2 separate regions of the Mus musculus genome follow, and region 1 is linked to region 2. A link is a loop called in an ENCODE intact Hi-C map of the cell type or tissue named here. Cell type or tissue: heart. All regions are shown on one strand.

Region 1 (5,000 bases), 230 kb after region 2:
TCAGGACAATGGTTCTGAACAGAGTCTGGTTACCACAAGGCCCATTTCTCTGCCTCTCCAAATCTACACTTCTGCAGCAACCATGGTTCTTTTGGCCCCGGTCTTACTGAACCACCTTCCCAATCTAGTGGTTTCTGACTCCATGTCCACTCTTGCCTCTTTAACACCAAATCTTTGCTCCTCCCCTCTTAGCCCACACTGATCCAGGCGCATACCTGCCTATCAGAAGCAGACCTATGAGGTGGTAAGCAGAGCATTCTGGCCTCATATGCTCTTAGAAAGCAGGGGATTGGAGGTGATTGGTCACAAGGATCCAATCACATCAGGGAGGGCTATCTATGAGGCCTTAGTCATCGGTTTTGTAATAACTATTCTCAGTCACTTAAAAAAATGTTGTCTCCAGGATTAAAAGAGAAAAGATGCTTCGGGGAGACGATCAGGGCCTGCCCTGTGCATAAACAGATAGCAGAGAGATAGTACTAAATTGAATGTTACCCAACAGGTTTGGTGTGCGATTTGTTGGGCCTGGACTCCTAGGAAAAGATGATAAAATAACTCAAGACAAGGGAATGGGCCAGTGACCTAAAAGCACAGGCTTTTGAGTGGATAACCATAGCCAGAGTAATTTTAACTTGTTCACAGTAGTCGCTGGAGATTGCTAAGTGGTGACTCACAACAGGACCCTACTCTGTCAGCCTCTTTCTAAACTTTGAAAACTGAGACCCAGATAGAGCAAATGGGCTGTAAGACTCCCAGGCTTTGTTACCAGGTCACATAGCATCCCACAGCAGAAATCCACCTTCCTGCTCGTCTCTTCCCACCCGACCCGGCCACTCCCAGTTCTCCGCACACTCGAATGTCATTCAGTAGTACCCAAGTTCTGTGCAGAAGCCAAAAGTCCTCTGTGGATAAATGTGTGGAATCCAGTGTCTGGTGTGAAGTCACATATTTCTCTCTGGAAATCATGACTTTTCTTGGGTGCCCGGGATCCTCAGGGGCTTCCATGCTCATGAGGATTTTAATCCAAGCATTTCTGCTGAAAGGAGACCGGGAAGCAGGAGCCTAGGACTTTTCCATAAGGAATACTAGAAATCTTGCAAGCAACGACTGTGCTTTTAGCAACACTTAGCTGAACCTATCATACAGGCTGCCTCATGCCTGTAAGGCCAGCACCCAGGAGGCTGAAACAGGAGCATTGCTGTGAGCTTCAGGCTACAGAAACCACACCCTTACCATTTATACGAGATGGACATTAGTTTGTTCTTGCTTCTGTCTTTCCCCAAGGCCTAGTGTTTGGGAATTCTTTTAGGGTGATGCTTTCTGGGATTTGTTAACATCTCAGAGATCTGAAAAAGGACTCTTTGGAACAGTTTTCACCCCCAGCATCAGGGAGAGGAAGTAGGAGAGAGATCACCAAGTTGGCTGAGAGGCTGTTGACCACGTTGGAGTTCACTGGTGGTTTTTACAGCTCTACTCTGCTCTTAAGAGTCCCGTGTCTTGTAACCAGGAAGCAGGCTGATGCCCTGGGTTGAGTTCAGCAAGTTTGTTTTGACTTGTGGCCCACAAGGAGAGAGAAGTCCTCATTATGTAATGTTAAACTGGGCCGGGAATGTCAGCTGGGCCCTGCTTGCCAAAGCTTGAAGAGTTGGTTGGGAGCAGACTATGTTTAGTATGACTAATCCAGCTTGGCAGGGTAAAGGGGTGGGTGGGTGTCACTCTGAGAGGGAAGGATGACTTAGACTATTTCAAATATTAGCACTTTGTATGCTCTGTAGCTGTCCCCAAAGTAACTCAAGTAACCAACTAAGTTGAGGCCTCATTCATCAACTAGTGCAATACTGACTGTTGACTGGTGGAGTCAAGACACCAACAGATTCCTCTTGCAAGGAGGAGAGGCAGGCTTGGGTCCTGAGAAAGCTTCCCATAGCAGCCTGTGTTGGTCAAGAGTGGCTGGCAGGGTACTCAGTAATTAAAGCCAGTATACAAAGCCAACACTAGATTCTGTAATAAAAGTCGCAGTGAATCCCAATAAAAATGTAAAGGAAAGGAAAACATGGCCCACTTTCCTAATAAAGATTCCAGAGTGTAATTTAGAGCCCCCGCCTCTAGCCTTTTCCATCTTTATTTGGACGCTTTTACGCCTTTTGCCCCCCCCCCCCCCCCCCCGCAAAGTCCAGCTTGGTCCTTCCTATGTGACAAAAGGACCCCATTTTTATGTAGATGCCTTTAGTTGGAGACAAAAATAATCCAAAAGCATGTTTGCACAACCATCCTTAAACAGTGCGTTCCCTGACACCCCCCGCCCCCCAGTCACACAAAGGTTGCTCTTTGGTAGGGTAGATGCCCTGCCTGAGGTGAAGTGGGGAGTCGCTTTTGTCTTTTCCCTGATGAATGGATGTAAAATGTTCACTGAACCTGGAAGCACCTCCTTTTGTGCCTGGTGCCCCCCTAACACAGGCTGTTAAACTTGGGGCAATTGCTCATGGTGGGGGATTGAAAGGGGCCATTGTGGGAGGAGGGGCCCACACTGAGACCATTGTGGGTATAGAGATGTCATTGTTTCCCAAGCATTACGGAGTAGACTCTGGGGACCCCCGGGCATCAGTGTGCCCAGCCACTGTGCCGACTGCACAGCATTTGCAGGGTTGGATTGTCCCCTAAGCACCAGGCCTCAGAAAAGCCAGGCAAGGTCCTCTTAGGCTGGACACGCCACAGTGTGCCCCCTGCAGGATGCATGTGGTATTTCCTACAAACATCAGCTTACCAGGTCCTTTCCTGCTCCTACCTAGATTGTACCTTTTTTTTTTTCCTGTCTTGATCCCCAGACCTCATTTCTGCAGGGAGGTCACTTGTCCTCCAGGTCCCAGGGGAGAAAACATTTGTTAAAAATCCCTTCTTCCTCCTTAGGAGTCGAAAAACTCCCTGATTCCTGCTGGTGGCTTTACATTCGGCTCCCCTTTGGCCATATGGCCTTCAGAGGACTTCTGATCTTAATTACAGCATTCAGCCTTTGTTTATTTAAAAATCAAAAGGCAGATAGGCTATTGATGGTTTATCTGTATTAATTGCAGTACCATACCTGCCAACTGTCCCCTCGGTTAGTAAAGGACCTGCTATGATCCCTGCCAAAAGTTTACATGTGTGCACAGATCACTTAACACAGCGCGTTCAATAGAAGCTCCTAGCTTTAGAATTGCCACGCAGGCATTTTGCACTGCAGCCCTCTGCCAGGTTGTGTTGGCTGACAGGGATGCAGACACACGGTTAGGAAGAGCAGCTAGGAAGTGCTTGAGTTCAAACATGGAGTCTTCACTTACTGTGTTAGCTTAGAGTCTTGGGGCTATATTGTTGGCGACCTCAATTTTGCCTTTTTTAAATTAGGAACAGTAGAGGTGTTCACATCCCGGAAATGATACAAGATTCAGACTACACGCGTACAAAAAGGTCATCATATGTCCAGTTTCCTTGCAGAGAGCCATGTAGGGCTTAAGCATTGTAAGCGGAAACTCTCAACCAGCTCCCGTGTAAGAACAAACTGCCGTGTCACTCACTGGTTTTGAACGTGGCGTCGTTTTATGCGATTCACTTGATAATTTTAACGTTCTACCTAAACCATGGTTCTGATGGAATGTGGAATCAAAAGAAGTCTTTTCAAAAATGGCTCTTTCTTGACGATGCTGATAAACCATCATAGAAAGTGGCTTTGCTGTAAGCTTAGAAGGGCCAGTTGTTAAAACCAATGAAGACATGTCAGGAAACATTAAACACATTTGCTTAACAAGCATGGTAATTCTTGGCTTCTTCCCCTGGCTTTAAGAAGCCCTTCTCTTAGAAAAATCAATTCTTATTTCTTATGGCCCTCTATAGGGTTGTCTTTGGAAAAGCCTGGTGTCTCTTCAGATGACAGTGGTCTTTCAGTTGTCCTTCTAGGTTCTCAAGCCTTTTTCATGAACCCGTCACTGTGTGAATAATTGTTTTTTTAAAGAAGTCGGTTTTAGGAGTTGTATTTAAAGAATTTGCAATCTCAATGCTAAGATATTGTCTACCCAGAAGTCATTGCTTGTGCCCTCTCCCACCTCCAGTGCCTCTCACTCTTCCTTTTCCTCTTTTAGGATCTCCCCTCCCCAATATTCCAGTAGTGGTGTTTTTAGGTATAAATTCTTGCTTTTTTTTCTCTTTTTTTAGCATTTAACCAGTGCTTAACTAGTTCTGTATATTTATACTTGGCACAGCAGTAAGCATGTTTTAAACTTACATACCTCATTGGTTGCAAAAGTGCTTTTTCTGACAAGCTTGGCTGCCTCAAAATTATAGTGAAGGCAAAGTGGAGTCTGGTTGCTGGCTCTTGACCCCTAAGCATCTGTATATTTTACCTAATTTATACTTGGGAAAACAGCTAAAAATGTTGTGTATCCATGCCAGGCATTTACCTCGTCGCTTATAAAACCTAGAAGCAAATGTGCAAACGTAACATGGGCTAAGCTAAGCATTGAGTCAAAGAGATAACTTCCGGGGGGGGGGGGAGGGCTGGGCAGATGGCTCAGTGGTTAAAAGTAACACTGTACTTACAGAGGACCCAGCACCTGCCCAAGGCTCCTCAGGACCCCCAGGTACAGGGATCTGATGCTCTCTTGTGACCTCTTCAGGTACCAGATGCACTCACAGAATACTTCTTCACATAAATATTTAAATAATCCAAAATAAATCTTTTAAAGAGACAAAATCCAAATCAATATTGATATTTATACATACTACCCAAGTGATGATAATATTTTGTGTGTGTGTGTCCCAGTTGCAGACTAATCTTGCCAAGTGAGTGGGCTACAGAAGGGAAAAAAAAAAAAGCCAAGAGCTCTCTGAGTTAGGATAGACTCTGAAAAGAAATGGAGGGTGATTTCTGACACAGAGCTCCTGCACTCTAATCTCCATAGCACCTCATGATAGATAACTTGACAGCATAGCATAACACTTAGATTTTTTTTTTTAAATGCGATTTAAAG
Region 2 (5,000 bases):
TTCGGGCGCCTTCCATATAGATCATTAATCAAGGAACTGACCCCCCCTCCCCTGTGAACTTGCCTACAAGCCAATCTGACGGAGTCATGTTCTCAGGGGCCATTGCCTTTCTTCTTAGCTTGTATCAAGTTGACAAAAAAGAAAAAAGGAAAAAAAAAAAAAAGCCAAAACCAGCAACCTAATCTTCACACGGACAACTGGTTGAGCTAAGAGAGAGTTGGACCAGGTGGGAGCGGCTTTCCAAACTCAGGGCTACTGCCCTGTTTCTAGACCTTGGGCATAGCTTTCCTTCCTTGCCTCTCTCTTCTGTAGGCGAAAAATTCCTTTTGCAATGATCCCAGTCTGAAACATTTAAACTGTGTGAGCCTTGGAGGAATCCTGCCCAGGGCTGCACTGTAGATCTTCTAGGGTAGAGGACTTAGCCCGCATCTGTGCCATGGATGTTCCAGGATGTTAACCTTCATCACCGGAGGAAAGAGTAGCCCTATAAAAAGCCAGGGTTCTGAATCAAGCGTTGTGACCAAGGGCAGATTCCATCTTCTATCTTATGAGAGACTTTGATCTAGTTGACACCACAGGACTGTGAGCATCTCACAAGTGACACTGTCCAGCCATACACTCACATAGCTGCTGGAGCCTCTGCAGGTGGCTCTCTGTCAACCTCAGCTCACTCCGGCGCCCTTCCTACAAGTCATTCACACGTGGATCGCCAGGAGTCATCGATCTCATGAGGACTGCCGACAGAGTAAAGCCATGTGACACCTGGCCAGAGAACCTGGACAGCAGGGACGATTCCAGAGGTGGGAGCAGTGAACTGAACAAAGGAGACATGCCTGCTTGGCCCCAGTCACAGAGGCAGGAACATGAGAAATTACCCATTTGTGCCTGAAGGAAAAGAGTGTCCAACAGTAACTGAACATGGTCAGTGAAGTCCAAAGCTGGTAACGGTTGGTTGCTTGCTTCCTCAAATGGGCTTAATGACACTATCCCTATCCTATCCAAGAAACTGCCCCTTGGGGCAAAGGCAGGCCTGGTGAAGTGATCCCCACCCAACACACAGTGCCATCTGCCTCCGGGGAGAACAGCAAACCTGGAGTAGTAATGTAAGCCTTTGTTTCTCTGCTACAGCCTCCTGTAGCCTCTGGAACCTCCCCTCCCTGCTGACAGCTAAGGTATGATGGGGATTGGAACCCAGGGGGAGCATGTCTCTCCCTTCAGGCCAGACACTTACACCCTCACTCTGTGGAACTTCTCAAAACAGGGCATTTAGGAAGCGCCAGGAGGCTGGTTCCCCAAATCAGTAGGGGCCTTCACTGCTGGACCTAAACAGCAAACAGATAATGTGAGTCTCCTCAGGGTCCCTCGGCTGACTGGCAGTTTCCAGTGAGAGCTTGACCCAGGCTACCCCATGGGACAAAATTACAGTGGCCCTAGCTGCCACTCAAGAGGGCCCTTCTGTGTACATGACTACTCTGTCCTTCCATAACTTAGGTCATCCAACTGTATACAGGCCTCAGCCATACCCAACAAGCCAAGCAATCGCTGCTCCGTGTCCAAGCCGGTAGGCTCGTCGCTTTCGTAACTGCTCCCAAGCCTTCTCTCAGGATAAAAAGAGACCTCCCAAACCTAGGGCGGCCCATTGGGTGTGGCTGGCAGTCCCATATTCTCCTGGTGGTGGGGCCAGGAAGCAGAGCTGCAGACCATGGCTTCTCTTCCCGGGTGGCACCCAATTGATGGCCTGTCAGCTTCGAAAATGTTTTCATCTCTGGAAGAAACAACGCGTGAAAGAGCAGTTCTGAAAGCGGAATTAAGAGCTTGTTAGACACGGGCCTTGGGTCAGGGTAGGTGGCCTATCTGGGGGGCCTTGGAGGAGACATGCTGGGATTCTTTTTTTTTTTTTTTAACCCAGCCGTTCTCCCCCACAGTTCCCCGCTTAATGAAGCCGTTGTACAAGGCCCTGGGAGAGCCCACATGCTCCAAAGTAGTACCAAGTGTCCCATTACTGTAAACGGCCTTTTAGTTTTAAGCTAATGCTATATTTGGAAAGTAATAAATCCTGGGGAAATGATACTGAGACTAACGGGGAACATATTACCTTTCATGTGTGTTTTTCATGTTTAAGATTTCTTTGTTATTATCTGAGGAGTGAGGCTCTGCACACACTCTTGGGCAAAAAAAAAAAAAAAAAAAAAAAATAAGCCTTAAAGCAGTAATATTTTAATAAGCATCAAATGTCTTCGATGAGATAAAAGTATTATATAGTGTTTTGATATTGGGCTTTAGTTAAAGCCTCATTAAAAAAAAAGAAGAAGAAATTTTTCTCAGATGTACTGAGGGTTAGTGGGGATGTATTTTTAAATTCAGGTGGAAGGAAAAGTTCCAGTTTGGGTCAATTATGCTAATTAAATGCCACAAATGACTGAAATTGCCAGCGAATGGACTTATTTGTTGTTTATGCTATTGCCATTGATCAAAACCAGCAGCTAATGGCTTGGGAACTGGCTGGAGGCCTTGGTCTGAAGGAAGAGCAAACGCTGTGCACCAATCAGAGCCTTGGCTTACAGAAGCCTGGGGTTTCCCCAGCACTGCACTTCTTCTGTCAGAGTTTTGTGACAGCCCAGGCTGCCTCTCTGAAACTCACCTTCATTTGTCAATGAATGTTGGTCCTGTTCCCAGCCCCAGCTGGTAGGCACTGGAGGGGCCCAGGTTACAAAACGAAACCAAGACTCCTATTTCTTCACACACAGCCCGCACCCAGGCTAGAGCTCTGGGCTTGTCGAACCGAAAGGGAAAGCCATTAAGATTCTGCATTTGGCTGTAGAAAATGAGGAAACTGGGCGTTAGAGAGAGGAACTGATCTGCCCAAGGGCACACAGCAAGCTCATTGCAGAACCAAGAATAGAAAGGCTATCTCGGGAGTCCCAGTATCGGTCTCGTGCCTCACGCCCCCCCTCCCCCCCGCCCCGCTGTGATACAATGGAACTTCGGCTGCGCTCCCCTCCCACCCCCATACTCTCAGCTCCCTGCTGTGACAGTATGTCCCTTCTCAGTTGGTGACATAAGCACAAGCTTCAAGATTGGAATCAGGCAGTGGGTATGCCTCTGTGTCTTCATCTCTTAACTGAGAACAGGGTCAGGTTTCTACTGCAAAATGGAACGCCAAGGTTGAGGAGCCCGCTCCATCAGTAAAAAGCCTGCTGGTGCAAGCCTTTGGGCCTGACTCCCATCTCCAGAACCGAACCCAAGTAAAACAAAACAAAAAGGGCCATGCGCGCACGCGCACCCCCTCCCCCATACGTGCACCCCCCCCCAATCCTCCCACGGAATGCAGTTGACTCTGGAAAGATGGGACCTCAAAGCTGGCAGGGGACCCGTGGCATCAGGCTGATGTGTGGACGCCAGCATGCTCATGTAACTCCTTGACTCCAAATATTCTCAGGGTCGGCTCTCCAGGTGAATAACACTTCCAGAAAAGCTGCTACCGGAGGGAAGACATCAGGAACCTGGGAAGGAGGGGAGGTCCACAGACAAGGGTGACACCTCCACTTTGTCTCATTCAGGACCCGTTTGAGTGCTGTTCCCCATCTGCCTGGTTCCCTGGCAGGATGAGTGGGCTCTTCTCATATGAATCAGAATCACAGCTAGGCTAGCTGGGGGCGCCTTTACCTCACCAGTCTGGGCTTCTGGTCCTGCTTCAGCCACCTGACACGGAGCACTTCAGTGACTTTTCGCTCTGAGCCTCAGTTTGCTGGTGTGCAAAGTGGGAGGCCTTGTCTTGGAAAGCTGCAGTCGGCATGGCTTGCCAGGAGGCAGTTTCTGAGTATTGGGGACACAGAGCAACCAGGATTGTCTCAGCTTCGTCCTTGGGGATGTGTAGATAATTCCCAGCCACAGATAATGCTCGAGTAAAATTTGGGGAATTTCGAACTCTGCAAATATTTGCAGTTGGTATTTGTGTGAGTGTTGCACATACACGTGTGTGTTCACGTGTGTACAGGTACATAAGTATACCTGTGTTTGTGGAGGTCAGAGATGAATGCTGTCTTTTGAACTACCTTCTGCCTTGTTTTGGGTTTTAGGTGTGTTTATCTTATTTTTTGTGATTGAGTGGTTTGCCTGTGTGCCTGGTACCCGCGGGGGTGAGAAGATCCCTTACAACTGAAGTTCTGGATAGTTGTGAAGTACTGTGTGGGGGCTAGAACCTGAATCTGGGATCCTCTGCAAGAGCAACAGCGCTCTTAATGGCTGAGCCATCTCCCCAGCCTCTACCTGGATTTTTGAGACAAGATCTCTCACTGACCTGGAATCGACAGTTCAGCTAGGCTTGCTGCCTGCCACCAAGCCCAGGGATCCGCCATCTCAGGAATACAAGTGGACCGCCGTGCTTGGCTTTTTTATGTCAGTTCTTGCTTGGGGTTACAATACTCAAGTCCTCTTGCTTTATTGGCTGAGCTATCTCCCCACTCCTTCCTCTTTTCAAAAGCAGGGGATCACGACGGGAGCCCAGGTTGGCCTTGAACTCACCATTGGCCCACCTTCAAGGTCTTTAAGACTGCATTTAGATTGCATCCTGATAGAGTGCAGCTGCCTGAGGCTGGAGGTTGGGAGGGAAGGGAGGATCGCCTGTGGCTGGTGGAGGACGGGGAGTCAGGGCCGGAAGTCTGAATCCAACCCCTGTGCCCTGTTCTCTGGGAAATTAAGGTCAGGATCCTAGGACTCACTACAACTGTAAAGTCTTGCCTCAGAGATGCTAAGACATTTGCTAACCATACCTCTAAACCACCCGGTGGCACAGTTGAAGCTGTTCGCTCTGGCTAGCTACCCTTAAGGGGACAGACTCACCCTCGGGCCTGAGGTGAAAACACACCCACATCCACCCCTGCCAAGAAGTCCAAGCCTCCCCTTCTACTCCCAAGGCAGGCAGGCAGCACATGGGGACCTGGCACCCAGAAAGGACCTGGGAAAGGACCTATAGTCATTTGATGGCTACCAGGGAGTCT

What was found. Peaks named below come from ENCODE experiments on the same cell type or tissue, not always from the same donor. Only the 100,000 strongest peaks of a DNase experiment are listed, where the experiment ranks them.
Region 1: it touches region 2 in a loop (2.5-fold over the local background); 7 of 42 quality-filtered maps call a loop at or near these places.

Annotation. Positions count from the first base shown.
Region 1 is chr19:55,875,122-55,880,121 of GRCm38, forward strand. The region is part of intron 5 of Tcf7l2 (transcription factor 7 like 2, T cell specific, HMG box); the gene reads left to right. Among named protein-coding and RNA genes, the nearest start is that of Gm52391, 61 kb to the right of the region's middle. In heart, a CTCF peak has its summit at 2,736 (motif pointing left); DNase peaks (open chromatin) are centred at 1,560 and 2,690; H3K27ac peaks cover 238 bases.
Region 2 is chr19:55,640,787-55,645,786 of GRCm38, forward strand. It overlaps 4930552P12Rik (RIKEN cDNA 4930552P12 gene), which reads right to left. Exons shown (of 4, transcript NR_045318.1): 3 at 2,642-2,815; 4 at 1-1,765. Among named protein-coding and RNA genes, the nearest start is that of Gm41871, 58 kb to the right of the region's middle. In heart, no CTCF peak of the experiment used is centred here; DNase peaks (open chromatin) are centred at 2,725 and 3,365; H3K4me3 peaks cover 911 bases; H3K27ac peaks cover 2,347 bases.